2 separate regions of the Homo sapiens genome follow, and region 2 is linked to region 1. Evidence: read pairs that join two places in POLR2A ChIA-PET (ENCODE). Cell type or tissue: PC-9. All regions are shown on one strand. Each heading gives the region's core, and the rest is flanking DNA. Links, peaks and the distances in the headings are about the cores only.

Region 1 (7,604 bases), core at 1,922-5,921:
GGAGCTTCTGATTCAGTGAAACCAAAGGATCTGCATTTTAAAAAATAACTTTTGTGTTTTAGAATAACTTTAGATTTACAGAAAAATTGTGAAGGATCTGCATTTTTAAAAAGCTCCCCAAAGACTCTGATATTTGGCCAGGTTTGGAAGCATCTCTCACAATGCCTTGTATATATTAATTGCTCAATGAACTCTTGGTGATTTGGGTGGTTTGGACAAGGACAGCAAACTGGAGACATATATACTATTGGGAGCCCACAGAATATACTGATAATCCATCCACTGCTCTCTCCTAAGGGTGGATTTCATCTCAACTCTTTGTCAACAGTCCAGCAGCCAGTGCCTAGGTTGGACAGCATGCAAGATGAAATCTTTGTGATGTGCCAAGTTTAGGAGGAGAGTTCACTGTGAGAGCCTGTCATTATCCACTTACCACTCCCCAATCTGAGATTATGACCTTGGGTGAAGGATAACTTGGCTCTGATCTCTTATAATGTGGGAGATGGGAAGAAAAGGGAGGTACGAACAGGGCTGTGTTGAGTCATTTGGCCCCCCGCCGAGAGGGCGAGGAGGGCTGGCAGGGAAACCTGGCACACTACGTTCCTGCTGGGCCTTGTCCACCTGAAAGAATTATATTTTTCAGTCATCTATCTGGGGGCCCTGGGCATGCCCTGCTAGAGCACATGTCCTGGGTAGCTTGCGTCTGGTGTTGTGGAACTTTGGAGGACTCCCTGGAATGGAGTTTTTAAGTGGTTCAAGAGAAGTTTGAGTGTACTGAAGGATGAGCTGTTAAAGATTGTTTCCTTTAGGTGGAAATATTTCATCATGGCTCCAGTGAGTCCTGTTATTTATTTATTTTTACTGAATCTTTCTTTGAAATTTCGAAGGACCTGGCAAAATTGGCCTTTTTGTAATATCAAAAGGCCGATATTTCCAAGTATGAAAGTAGAACGATGTATTTTTAGTTTTGCTCCTGGTTAATGTAATCGTTATCCTTAGTAATTCTAACACCTGTGCTATTTAGAGGCCTGTGAAAGCTGAATGGATTCTCCAAAAATTAGTGTCTATTTTCTTTTGGAAGAGTCTCCACAGTTTACTAAACAAAGATGGTGTTTGTGAATGTCTATGTATGAGAGAGTAAGAGAGGAAGCCTTCCAATCAATTTTTTGATACCACACTGAATCCTCTTTTCCACATGAGAAGCCTGTCCTATACTAGACAACTGTAAAAACACAATCTTAGCATTCAGAGGATCTGTACCTTCTGGGGTGCCATGGCCTTTTTAAAAATTGATAGTAATAACAAGGATAATGATGATGATAATTATAATATAGTGGCCAGCAATGTCATACAACTCCAAGAGTTCAGACTGATCCAAATCTTGTTCTTTCTTTGCTATAACTTGCTGCCCCTCATAAATAAATACATACCTAAAGTTTATTTAATTGAACATGAATATCTACCATGTTTAAGTCACTGTGTCAGTTATGTTGCACAATTCTCTCACTTGACACCACAGTAGCCCTATGAGGTAGGTTCCCTTGTCTTTGTTTTACTGGTGAGGACTTTGTGACTTACAGAGATGTATTACTGAAGCCGGCTAATACAGATAAGAAATGGTGGACCCAGGATTTAGATCCTTCATTTTTTCCCTCAAGTTTTAGCTCTTAACCATCTTGCGTGCCATTAATATATTGAACCAAACATTTCTTGTTGGACATTTAGGTTATTTCCAAATTTTTGCTGCTATTAACATTTCAAAGCAGGCTGAAATGGATAAAAAATGTAAAATGCCTCCTTTAAATCCCAGAAAAAAATCTTTGCTAATAGACACAATACTTAAAAATACATAGTTATTAATATATGAAAACCATTGAATGGGATATTGACTTTTAAAAATATTTATTTTAGCCAAATTTTCTCTTTGACCAATTACCTTCCACTAAGTTACTTGTAGATCTTTTACAGCTCTTTATTATTAAGAGACTCCTATTATCACAGCTTGCCTCCTGCTCTACCATTAAGACTGAATTAATCCATACCATTTACTTCTGCCTTTGAAAAATAAGAGTGAAAATTCCCATTTGCTTACTTTGTTATATTTAGTATGAGGTCTGGCTTGGAGTAAAATCATTGTATGTGTACTTGCCTAATTTTACATTTATGGAAATGAGAACTAGATGTAACTTTATGAGGAAATGAGTGTGGTGTATCTACATGTGTCAATTACATTTAAAGGAACTGGGATGACAGGACATGTTGTTATCACTGCAGAAGGAATTATTTCCAGAGGTTTATCATATGATCATAATATTATTTATTTCATAAGATATAGTTATAATGAATTAAGATTGTTTAACAAAGAGGACCAAGTGAATGACCTTTATACGAGTATCTGATTATTTTTGTCTTCATTTGAAGAGCCCCTTGAGAGCACTAGAGTCATACCAACAATACTGTCATTGGATATAACATTTTAAACATTTTCTAAAAATATTTAAATCACTTTCTTTTGAAGGATAGTCCAGTATGCATGCTTTGGCTATGGCAAACTTTTAAGTCATTTGCAGTTATTAAATAAAGTGGGTACCAATCTAAGTAACAAAATTTTAGTTAAAAAATTTTCACAAAAATCTCACCGTTTCCCAAACACTATCACAGAGGAGCTAATTAATTGCCCACAAGCCACTACTTTTGCATAGATACAGAATCTCAGAGAACTTCAGAATTTCTGTTGAGAAGCCTGATTTATTAAATCACTTACATACTCGAATAGATCTTCTAGGGATCTAAGGTCCCTAATTACCCATTTAAACAAACCAACAATGGCAAAACTTGATGGGATTTAGGAAGAGTTTGAAGTTGTCATCGGAGAGTATGAGATAAATTCTGAGGTTTCTGAGTCCCAAAGAGGATCAGACCCAAGTCTCCAGCTCCAGCGAATGATGAAGAATTAATTATAACAAAATTCCATCAGAAAGAACACACTCTACAGCCCTAGTGTCTATTCTCATAGGAGCTGATTGGAATAGTTATTTGCATTGTGTTTCCAACCAAAGATCTACGAACATATGACATATATTGACTCAACTCATCTTCCTTTCTGAATTAGACTTAGAATTTGATTCAACAACTTTTGCTTCAGTTTATTGAGGCTCCAAATAGAAAGGATAAAAACAAAAACAAACCCAAAATCCCTCTAAATTCATTCACTGGTGTTCAGAATCATTGCTACCATCCAAATTAGTCTTCTTCAAATTTAACAGCCCACATTACATTATCTTTCTGCTTAGGTTTTTGTATGTATTTGATGAATCCACTTTTCTCTTGTTTCCAGACAACAATGATTTTTAGTTCCAGTTTAGTTATAGTGAGTTCCATGTTTTGTTTTAGCAAATAATAAAAGTCAGCTTAAGATAGAATGTTATGCTCAGTTAGGAGCTAAAACTGTGTGCCCTTACTTAAGAGTCTGTGGTTTCTGCACAATGCTGACTTCCATCTGCCTAAAACTTGGGCAGACTTAAGAATCAGATAGTATTCAAGGATTTTCTAGTGGAGAAAAACATGATTTAATCTATTCAAAAATTTCCAAAATATTCCACCCTTTTCTAAGGAGGAATGACTTCTGAGAACATATGAATATATTAAATGAGTAGGTATTTCACAAGCCATTTTTTTCTGTGTCAGTAAAAATAAAATATGGAATATCTGAAATGGCAAGCAGTTCTGAATTTAAGCTTTTGCTAACTTTTGGCTCCATATGTTTTTCAGATCAGGCTTAACATGTCCTGATTTTTAGTGCACAAACCTATAAAGTGCCAAAATGAGCTAAATGGATTATGTGTTGCAGTTACCAAGAAGTTGGCTTCTTGATTGATTTTACTTGAATCTGAAGACAATTACTCACGCATCCTCCCTTGGGTATCTCTAAGCTCTTGTTTGCATAATTGAAATTCCCCACATTTTAATAGGCAAAGTTAATTTTTAGATTTTGACAGCGATTTCACCATAACTCAATTAGGAAAGTGGTTTCAACATTCTTCGGAGGTTTATGCAGTTCAAAGGCATTTTTTTCTTAGGTTGGCATAATAAAGCTAGGCCAAAAACCAAACACAGACTATGGTGCTGGTTTCCCCTACTTGGCCTAGAGAGTTACCTTTGTGCTTACTGCTCAGGCCCCATATCCGCCATGCCTTGCTCAGCTTACAAAACACTCCAGTTCTCAATTTAACCATCAATAAAATAGAGACTGTGACTTAGAGCCTGAGGAATTCCAAGGAGCACAGAGCCATCCTAACCACTCTTAAGCCAAGTCCTTTAATTTTGTAAAGAGTGGAGACAGGGTTATCACATGTTTACATCACATTTCTGTGGCTACTCCTCAGCACTCTTCATGGGCTTCATGGGTGGAAACCAGTGCTCCACTCACAGCTCTCAAATAACAGTCCCTGAACCCTGTTCATCAACTATTTGGACTGTAGATACCAACAGCCTTGGCGTGTGTTGAAGTACTTGCTACGCTTGCTAATAAATAGCCCTCTTTATTTGTCTAATTGAAACAATAAACTAAGAAAATCCACAGCCCCTACAGCCGTACAGGTTTTCTTTTAGAAATGTTGGGTTTGAGGATGATTGTATTTATTAATACTAATGAACATTTCTTTAATTTGCTTCTTGAAAATTATTTAAAGTAATTGTCAAGTCACTTGTTTATAGTAGAGATTGTTGCTTATATAACATAACGAGGCTTCAGTGCTGCCTTTTTTCCTTTGGTTTTTCTAGAAATAAATCTCCTGCTAACATCTGGCTTTCTGCTCTGGGTTCATCTCACATCACCTCCTGTAACTGGCTTGTTCTTTTCACTCCTCGCCTTCCAAGCTATGGTTACACAACATAGCCTCTGATGCTGCCAGATTTTTTTTTTTACATCTGAAAACTGACTCAGTTTTATTTAATTTACTGGGGCAAATGCCTTGGACACATTTCCAAGAAAGGAAGAGATGCGGCACACAAGGGTTAGCAATAAGAATGAGTAGAGAGAAAGGACTTCAGAATTATAGGCATTTAGGGGATTTTGATTTGACTCCTTAGCTACTTAGAAGGAATCAATGTTGTGAGGTGAAAGACATCTCTGTCATCTTCATCTGGTTTTTATAAATCACAGCTAATAATTTACTGACAGACACCAAGCACTGAGCTAAGTGCTTTTTATGGATGATCCAGTTTGATCATTACCATTTAATGACCTACAGTCTTGCAAAAGTCTGCCTAAATTACTTTTCTTTTTATAAGAAGTTTGGAGGATGAACTGTCTATAAATGACAACAGCTTCTCTTCAGTGTACTCAGGGAAGGCAGTTGGGTTGTTTCATCAGCGTCCATTGCTGGTAGATGACCCTGCTTCTGTCTTGAGGTCCTGTGGGTATTTCAGTGCTATTCTCACCCTAGATTTCTCAAGATGCAAGGCACAAAGTGAAAGTGACTGGCAGGACATGTCTTTCCTTCCTTTTGCTCTTCCTCACAGGTTTTTGCATCACTGAAGAAATGCTATTGTGAATTAATAGGAAAAAATAAATGTATCCCAAACTTCTATTGTACCCTCTTACTCTCAGCAGCTAATCCTGCTTCTTTAGTGAAAACACAGAGGCTATTGGGTGGGAAATCTCATACTGTCTTTTTTTTCTAAATTCCCCTTTGTCTTGACTCATCCTTGTGTCCTCTGCCCATCTCAGAAGCAGTACTCTTTTCACTATAGGAAAGAGAAGCCTTCTATCTGTGCTCTGGGATCCACGCATCTCTGGCCATCACACCTGGCCCCATCATCTGGCCTTCCTCTCACATACCATGCACTTTCACATCCACAGGGATGAGGGGAGGCAAAGAGAACACTTAGGTGCTTCAACCTGTGTTGGATGAGCCTTGACATCTTTACCTGGGCTCAGATCCAAGAATATCCTCCCTCCCCTTTATTATCCTCCAAGAATATCCTCCCTCCCCTTTATTATCCAAGAATATCCTCCCTCCCTTTTATACATATATCCCTCCCTTGGGTATATATCCAAGAATATCCTCCCTCCCCTTTATTGTCTGCCTCCCCTTTATTTCCTTCTTCTTGTCCAGCAGATCTTGAGTGAGAACTTAATCGCACTGGCTCTGCTTCCTTCATGCTATGCTGATCCATGCCTCCATCCATCGTCTGGCTCTGCTTCCATTGCACACTGAAATTGCCCTCACAAAGATGGAATTCCAGTACTTAACATTGTTGATGGCTGGGTGCGGTGGCTCACGCCTGTAATCCCAGCACTTTGGGAGGCTGAGGCAGGTAGATCACTTGAGGTAAGGAGTTTGAGACCAGCCTGGCCAACATGGTGAAACCCCAACTCTATTAAAAATATAAAAATTAGCCAGTGGTAGAGGTGTTTGCCTGTAATCCCAGCTACTTGGGAGGCTGAGGCAGGGGAATCACTTGAATCCGGGAGGCGGAGGTTGCAGTGAGCCGAGTTTGCGCCATTGCACTCCAGCCTGGGCGACAGAGCAAGACTGTCTCAAAAAAAAAAAAAAAAAAAAAGCAAACATTTTTGAAATTTCTTCCCTCCTTGAAGTTCTCTCTTCTCCTGATTTCCAGGACAACTCTTTCTTCTGGCTTTTCCCCTGCCTACCTTTCTTTCTCAGTTTTTTTTTTTTTAATTTAATTTTTTTTTGGCAGGGGACGGGGAAGGGGCAGAAGCAAGTGGTTCATCTTCTGCTGCTTCTACATTGCTGGTGTTCTCCAGGGTAACCTCCTTAGCCCTCTTTTCTATCTATACACTTTTATGTATGGATGAAATTTGTGGATGATGTTAATCCCTCCCCCAATTTTATCCTCCAGCTATATTTTGGTAATTCCTAAGTCTCTCTACATATCCCTGATCTTAGTTTTTTATGCCACCCCCTTGTTTCTAAGTGCTTGTTAGACAAGCCCATCTCCAATTTTATAGGCACCTGAAGTTGAGTGTGTCCCACACTGACTTTATCATAGCCTCTCCCAAATCTCTTTTTCTCCTTATATTATGTTTATATTATGTCTCAGTTAAAGATAAAGAATATATAACATAAAAAGAAAAGGTAATGGGCTAACACTTTTAAATTACATTAATGTATTTTGCATTAAAGTAATTTTTGGAAATACTTCCAGAAGAGGGAATTCCTCAAGGATCAGAGGATGGTTTGCACATAGAATGACACAATGTAAGCACTCAAGTTATCTTACCTTTCAGAGTCACTGTGCTATTATCGTTTATTTCGAATCTGAGGTTTAAATGCAGATATATGAAGTACCACAGAGATTAGAGTCTCAAGTGAGATTGACCTTACACAGTTCTGAACTGTTATAAACTTACTCTCTAAACTGATACCCCTACCTATGCTGGGGTGGGCTGTAGGACTAGGAGTTCTCCAAATGTAGTAAACAATGTTTACTAAAGGTTAAGAAATTGGAATGTGCTAATTTGAAGTTTACATATTTGTTATATTATCAAAACTCAACAGTAACCACAGCAACTGCTTAGACCTTAAACAACAAAAGAGTTCTCAGGGAGGATAATTTTGTCATTGACATTGTTTAGA
Region 2 (7,604 bases), core at 2,098-6,097, 1.7 Mb after region 1:
GCAGAGTACAGTGTTAAAACAGCAGGCAAGAAACTACAATGAGAACTTTTACGGGGAGTTCTTGGGTGGAAGAAAAACCATTTTTTTCTGGAAATACCACCCTTTGAATTGCTTACCTTTGACTGTTAGATTGAAACAACCCAGTCTATCACCAGATAATGAGTCTGCACCACACTGTAATACCACAGCACTAGGTTGATACATCTCCATCACCTTTGAGATAATCTACACACAAGATAACAAATGTTAGCATCTCCAATAACATTCTGAAATTCCATTCCAATTGTGAAAACAATAATACTTACAGGCTTAAATATCTGCCCATATGACTCATCATCTATACCATCTCTCATTGGAAAATTGACAGCATAGTATTTGCCTTTTCCAGCACCAATATCCTAAAATACATAATTAAACTGATCTTAGAGAATATTCTATAATAAAAAGTTTGGCATTTGTTTACTACATTTTGAAAAGACTGAAAGACTAAGTATTAAGGATCCAATTTTGAATTCATCTTAGAAGTTGAGACCGGAACAATCAAACTGAGAAAGGAAATAATAAACAACAAATAAGTATATGCTCCAATATTTATAGACTGCTTGTAAAGCATACAAGAACCATTTTCAATTAATCTGTAGTGATTATTTTTGACAGAAAAGAAATTTAACACAAGTTAAAGGCAATGAAATTACATTACATTAAACCAGAAAATCCATCATAAATAGAATATTTAAGATGACAAGGCAACTTTATGAGTAAACCTGTGGAAAATAAATTAAGCCAAAAAGCCCTGCCGGACAATCATCTGCAGAATCCTTCTTGTGGTTCACAATCTGTTGGTATGAGTTTACTTATGATGAAAGAACGACCCACACTTTCTCGAAGATTTAACAGCTACCGACTAAAGCACCAGATTTGTTCTTTTTTTTTTTTTGAGACAGAGTTTTGCTCGTTGCCCAGGCTGGAGGCGCAATGGCGTGATCTCAGCTCACTGCAACCTCCGCCTCCCAGGTTCAAGCAATTCTCCTGCCTCAGCCTACCGAGTGGCTGGGATTACAGGCATGTGCCACCATGCCAGGCTAATTTTGTATCTTTAGTAGAGACAGGGTTTCCTCCATGTTCAACAGGCTGGTCTCAAACTCCCAACCTAGGTGATCCACCCACCTCGGCCCCCCAAGGTGCTGGGATTACAGGCGTGAGCTATGGTGCCCAGCCTCAGATTTGTTCTTAATTGGACTTGGACTTCAAACAAATTTTGTTCCTACTTGTTGAATGAGTACCACTCCAGGCATTAATCTCTCTCAAAAGACGCAAAGGTTCCAGCTACATATACTCTTAAATGATATATACATATATTATATATACTTACTTATTTGTATATGTTATGCATTTGTAGGTGTGCATATGCATTTCTGTGTGTGTATACGTATTCCTAGAAGATACTGTATAGTACAGACATTACTACAAAATAGTATTTTAACTGCAATACCAAAGGATTGGGGTGTGCCTCTTTGTTGTTTTTTTTTGTTTTTTGAGATCAAGTCCTGCTCTGTCGCCCAGGATGGAGTGCAGTGGCATGATCTCGGCTCACTGCACTCCAGTGAGCCAAGACAGCCTCCTAGGTTCAAACAATTCTCCTGTCTCGGCCTCCTGAGTTGCTGGGACTACAGGTGCACGCCACCACACCCAGCTAATTTTTTTTGCATTTTAAGTAGAGACGGGGTTTCACCATATTGGTCAGGCTGGTCTCGAACTCTCGACCTCAGGTAATCCACTCGCCTCAGCCTCCCAAAGTGCTGGGATTACAGGCATGAGCCACTGCGCCTGAGTGGGGTGGGGGGGGGGTGCCTAATTCTTATGTGCGTTGAATGATAATGTCTGAAGATCCATGAATTTTCAGGATTACTAGCACTTGTGCAAGTTCTTCTGAACCTCTCATGGAATGATCTTAGCTTCAGTCCAATTTTACAAAAGCAAAATTTACCCTCAATATTAGAGTTATGAGACCCAACATCCAACGAGGAGAAAGCAAGCAAAATTACACACCTCCTCTCCCAATTTTTCTTGAAGTCTAAGTTTTTATTAAGATTAACTAAATACAAACCATACAAATATGGAAAAGCCAAAGTATTGTGAAAACTTTACAGTCCTACTGCACAGTTAAAACACAGATGAAATATATTTTGACCCTAAGATTTCAGAATACAGAAAAGTTGGTCAGCACTTCTCATCCTAACTGCTACTAACTAGCTGGCAACTCAGAGCTGCTGCCCTTGTTAGACATAGCTTTCTCTCTTCCAGGTTTCATTCTGCAACTGCTACTATGCCACCTTTCTTTCTTCCACTAGACTACTTGAATTAAAGCAAACAGTTTCAACAATGAGCTAAACTCAGAGTAGCCTTCTTTTCAGCATGAGAATGAATTAGCAGGCAGAAAAAGGAGTGTTTATTAAATTAACATCCAAAGATACACGTGAATTACACAGAAAGTCCAAAAACAGCTGTACATATAATGTAATGACTGATTTTAATTCTCTTACGAAGTTATGGGGACATGCTTAAAATATTCAAATGTTATCCTGAAAACATCAGCAACTGTAAAATCTTTTTTTTTTTTTTTTTGGCTGAGTCTTGCTGTGTCGCCCAGGCTGGAGTGCAGTGGAGCGATCTCGGCTCACAGCAAGCTCCGCCTCCCGGGTTCACGCCATTCTCCTGCCTCAGCCTCCCCAGTAGCTGGGACTACAAGCGCCCACCACCACGCCCGGCTAATTTTTTGTATTTTTAGTGGAGACGGGGTGTCACTGTGTTAGCCAGGATGGTCTCGATCTCCTGACCTCGTGATCCTCCCACCTCGGCCTCCCAAAGTGCTGGGATTACAGGCGTGAGACACCGCGCCCGGCCCAGCGATTGTAAAATCTTAAGTGAGAAAAAGAGATGTTGAAAGCCATTCTCAAATCCTTCTAAAACAGCATTCTCTAATATTTTCAAAAACTTCAAACTGTAAGAATTTTGAATAATAACTGAGATGAGACCATAGTGACATCCACCTGTCAGAAATTAAATGAAGCTTCCATTTTCCACTTCTGAGATAAACTAGCATCACACTGCAAAGATACTGTCTTATTCTTTAAGCTTAAAACAGAGAAGACTTTTGCTTGACTTCCACTAGGATGTAATGGTTGTTGACAAATGTATTCTATCAGTTTACAGCAGTGGTTCTCAAACTTTAAGGTGAAGAATCACCCAGAGTTTCTGGGCCCTAAGAATGTGTATTTCTAACAAGTTCCCAGGTGATGCTGATCTGCTTTCCTCAGTTTAGGCGCCACTGTTTGAGAAGCACTGGTCTGTAAGATAAGACCAGGTGGGGAAAGGGAGAAATTGAAGGAGTTTACTGGCAAGGAATTGAAATTACAAATCTGCAATTTTAAAAGCTAAATAATTTAAACTCAAACCAAACATTTGACCTCCCACCCATTTGTAAGTATGGAAAAGTTTCAGTAAGGTAACTCTTTTACTCAAAGAGTTTACTGAGAAAGTATCACACTGTGATCTAATAAAGAAAAGCCATACAGCTTAAGAATACTTTATGGCAACTCTTTAAACTTTGGTTGCTAAACTGTAATGATATACCACAGATGTGAAAAATAATCTTAATAAAATAGTTTAAAACTTTGTTCAATGCCATATAAATCTCCCATATAATCCAGGCTGAACTAAAAACAGCTGTTTAAATTATTGAATAAATTTCGACATTTGTATAGTTAGGTTCAAAAAAAGTGTAGTGAGGCAAAAAACCTTCAATGAACTTATAGAAATAGGATTTGACCAGTGGTTTTCAGAGTCATAAAAGACAAGAGCATCAAATGGAAAAAGATAACAAATAAAATAGAAATACACTTAATGTTAACAGGCAGGCAAGGTTACACTATGGTATCCTTTCTCTACCTAAATACATTACCAATTTTAGAAGCTTAAAGAAAAAAAAAGATTAAAATTAGATCTACTAAAAATCAAGACCAATCACAAAAGAGAGGAGCAGAAGAACCTAAAAAGACCTAGTCTATTTTATTCCACCATTCTTTACAATCAATAGCAACGTAGGCTACCATCAGGTAGTTTTGAAGATTCAAACTGAACATCAAGAGAAGGGCTTCATGCTTTGTGGATATTCAAAAACATTTATTCAACCAAAGAAAACAGCTGAGAAAAAAACTGTCCTTAAGTTTTCACTAAATTTTTGCTTATAGTCAGCAACAGTGAATTCTAGCAAATGTTACTGCATACGTAGTAATTCAATTCTGCATACAAGTTTCAAATTATTAACTCAGGAGAAAAATACTACTTCAAGTATAGGATTACTGATCTCCTAGGTTCATCTCACAATATTTTTTCAGACAGAATTTAGTCTTACCCTCAAGTCTCCTGTGCCAGGAAAGTATTCCCCATATTTATGGAATGATACCGTCATTACACGATCTGTTGTATAAAAAGCTTCTTCAACACCATCACCATGATGAATATCTATATCAATATATAAGACTCTCTGATGATACCTGAAAACAAATCCATAAGTTTTGGTTTTTCCTTTAAAGGTTCTAAGATGGGAAGAAGCACCACAAATTCAGGAAACCCATTTTTGAGCTCTTGCATTCCAGAATGTTTAATCACCTTTTACATTCAGCCTAAGAGGTTATTCAAATATCTGAGGTTTGAGCCTCAGGCCTTTAAATACCCACTTGTGGCCCAATGTAGGTTAAAAAATATATATTTACTCTTTGTGAAATCTGTTCTATTCTACATGCTTCAAAAACATAGCACATATTTCTAATATATTAAAAACTGAAGATTATACCATACTCAAGATTGTTAATTAAAACACCTCTGTAGTAAATCTTCAATAGTATAAAATAGGGATTGGCTAACTATGGCCCATGGCCCAAATTTGGCCAATTGCCTCTTTTTTCAGCTTTGAACTAAGAAGTTTTTATTATTTTTTAAATGGTTTAAAAACAAAACCAAAACAAGAGTATTTTCTGACGTGTGATAATTATACAAAATTCAAATTTCAGTGTCCATAAAAAAAGTTTTACTGAAAGACAGCCATGCTCAATTGTTTATTACCTATGGCTTCATTTGAACTGCAGAATCGATTAGCTGTGACAGAGGCTACATGTGGTACTCTCATGACTTCAAACTGGTGCTTGGAGCACCACAGATTAGTGACACAGTTGTAACTCAAACGCAGTTTAGGAGTCACATGAATCACCATGTCATGACATTTTGTTACCAGTGTATACTCATGTCAAAATAAGGGGAAAATGGACTTCTCATGTCATCCTTTTGAAGTATAGTGAAGTGAGATATTATTAGATGGCAAAGCATTGTATTTATTATATAATGGTGCCATAACTGTGCTAAATAAAACAATACAATGTAAATTGATATTTCCAGACTAAGCACTCATAAGAATATTCTCATAACACTATAAACAGCATACCATAGTACAGCAAAATTTCTTCACAAAATTAAAAAAACAGAAATGAGGCTGTGATCAAAATAAAGTTTCTGAGCGGCTCACGTGTTAGATAAGCAAGGAAAGCTGTGCACCAAGTCAATTAATTAAATCATGTTTGATTACACCACCCAAAAAAATGTGTCCAGACAAATTAAAGTTGTTTAAAACTATTAGCTGAGTGGGCAAGAACTTGCTCAAAGAGTTGAAGACACTGGAACCAACATCAACAGTCAATTAAAAAACAAGGCAAATGATTGCAAATGATTTTCCTTTGCTCCTGATGAGCAGGCAAGATGTTACACTGATACTGCTCAATCACTGTTTATTTGAGGAGTCAGTATCAATTTTAAGTTGACTGAAAAGTCAGCCTCTATGGATAGCATGCATGGAATAACTACAAGCAAAAAACACTAGCTCAGTATAATACAAAGTAGAATCTGCTAAGATGTGTCATAACTGATGGCAAAAAATAACTAACATTGCGAACATCCAAATTCCTAAGTACCTCTATAGATCTCTCTCTCAAACTGCAGCCACAGATAAGGAAAAATAACTCCTTCAACAACTCAGAGATAATTTTATATCCATCAGTAGAGAACAAAGCCTCATTCAGATATGGAAGTTAGGCAGTTAGACTAACTCAATAGGTAAAAAAATTTCCTTTAACACTGGCTTCAAATTTTTGTCTTCAGTTTAAAACATCCAAAATACTAGAATATAAACTTCCAAGGTCATTGTCATTTTTTACTAGTTGAAACTAACTAAAATGAAAATTGCCAAACTACTTTTAAAAAAGGGTATTTAATGGGAGTTTTGACATTTATATACACTTCTAATTCTTTTTTTTTTTTGAGATGGAGTCTCACTCTGTAGCCCAGGCTGGACTGCAGTGGTGCCATCTCGGCTCACTGCAACCTCCACCTCCCAGGTTCAAGCAATTCTCCCACCTCAGCCTCCTGAGTAGCTGGGATTACAGGCGCACGCCACCACGCCCGGCTAATTTTTCTATTTTTAGTAGGATGGGGTTTCACCATGTTGGTCAGGCTGGTCTCAAACCCCTGACCTCATAATCCACCCACCTCGTCCTCCCAAAGTGCTGGGATTACAGGCATGAGCCACGGCACTGGCCTTTTATACACTTCTAATTCTTTTTTTAAGGCAGGGTCTCACACTGTTGCCCAGGCTAGAGTGTAGTGGCAGGAACATGGCTTCCTGCAGACTCAACTTCCTGGGCTCAGGTACTCCCACCTCAGCCTCCTGGGTAGTTGGGACTACAGATGCATGCCACCACATCTGGCTAATTTTTTTTCTGTAGAGATGGGGTTTTGCCATGTTGCCTAGCCTGGTCTCAAACTCCTGGGCTCAAGAGATCCGCCCACCTCAGCCTCCCAAAGTGGAGGGATTACAGGCCTGGGCCATAGTGCCTGGCCACACTTCTAAGTCTTAATAATTGAAGAATTGGGCAAATTTCCTGCATTTCTTCATTGTTTTGTAATGAATTCATAGAAAATTCACCATTAACTATTTCAACCTATGGTTTACCTAATATTTTTTAAAGCCATAGACTTTATTTATTGTGTTTTAATGAAAACACTTTATCACTGAAAAGAGTATCAATATAAATTAACATACTTTAGTAATTCAAGGATGGCAAGCACAATATCATTAACGTAACAGAATCCTGATGCTTCTGATTTCTTAGCATGATGTAATCCTCCAGCCCAATTAACAGCCATATCAGTCTGTTGTCGGTTTAACTTCACAGCTCCAGCTAAGAAGTAGAAACAAGATAGACCTTTTAAACATTTATCATAAAAAAGTAGTAGAATGAGACAAAAACACTACAAGTGTATGCCATGCATAAGCAAGAGCTTAAAATCATGAAAGTTAACAGAAATCATCTATAACACAAATAGGAGTTACTCCTTAGAAAAATATTCTCCTAGAGCTGCAACCTGAGATTAAATAATGGTTTATGTGGAAAGTGGTAGTAACAATGATACCTAGAAGACAAAGGGAATGAATGAAGTCTCCAAGTGAAAATAAGTTTAAAAAGCGTTTAAGTCATAATCATAAAACATAGAGG

The links. ChIA-PET counts read pairs that join two places held together with the same protein. Peaks named below come from ENCODE experiments on the same cell type or tissue, not always from the same donor. Only the 100,000 strongest peaks of a DNase experiment are listed, where the experiment ranks them.
Region 2: POLR2A ChIA-PET joins it to region 1 with 5 read pairs; 1 of 35 experiments calls an interaction of 5 or more read pairs at or near these places.

Annotation. Positions count from the first base shown.
Region 1 is chr6:112,218,268-112,225,871 of GRCh38, forward strand. All of the region lies in intron 2 of LAMA4 (laminin subunit alpha 4), which reads right to left. Among named protein-coding and RNA genes, the nearest start is that of LAMA4-AS1, 15 kb to the right of the region's middle. In PC-9, for the core only: no CTCF peak of the experiment used is centred there; a DNase peak (open chromatin) is centred at 4,194; H3K27ac peaks cover 1,595 bases.
Region 2 is chr6:113,948,863-113,956,466 of GRCh38, forward strand. HDAC2 (histone deacetylase 2) reads right to left here. Exons shown (of 14, transcript NM_001527.4): 5 at 7,151-7,289; 6 at 4,415-4,556; 7 at 306-398; 8 at 117-225. Among named protein-coding and RNA genes, the nearest start is that of HDAC2-AS2, 17 kb to the right of the region's middle. In PC-9, for the core only: no CTCF peak of the experiment used is centred there; no DNase peak of the experiment used is centred there; H3K27ac peaks cover 685 bases.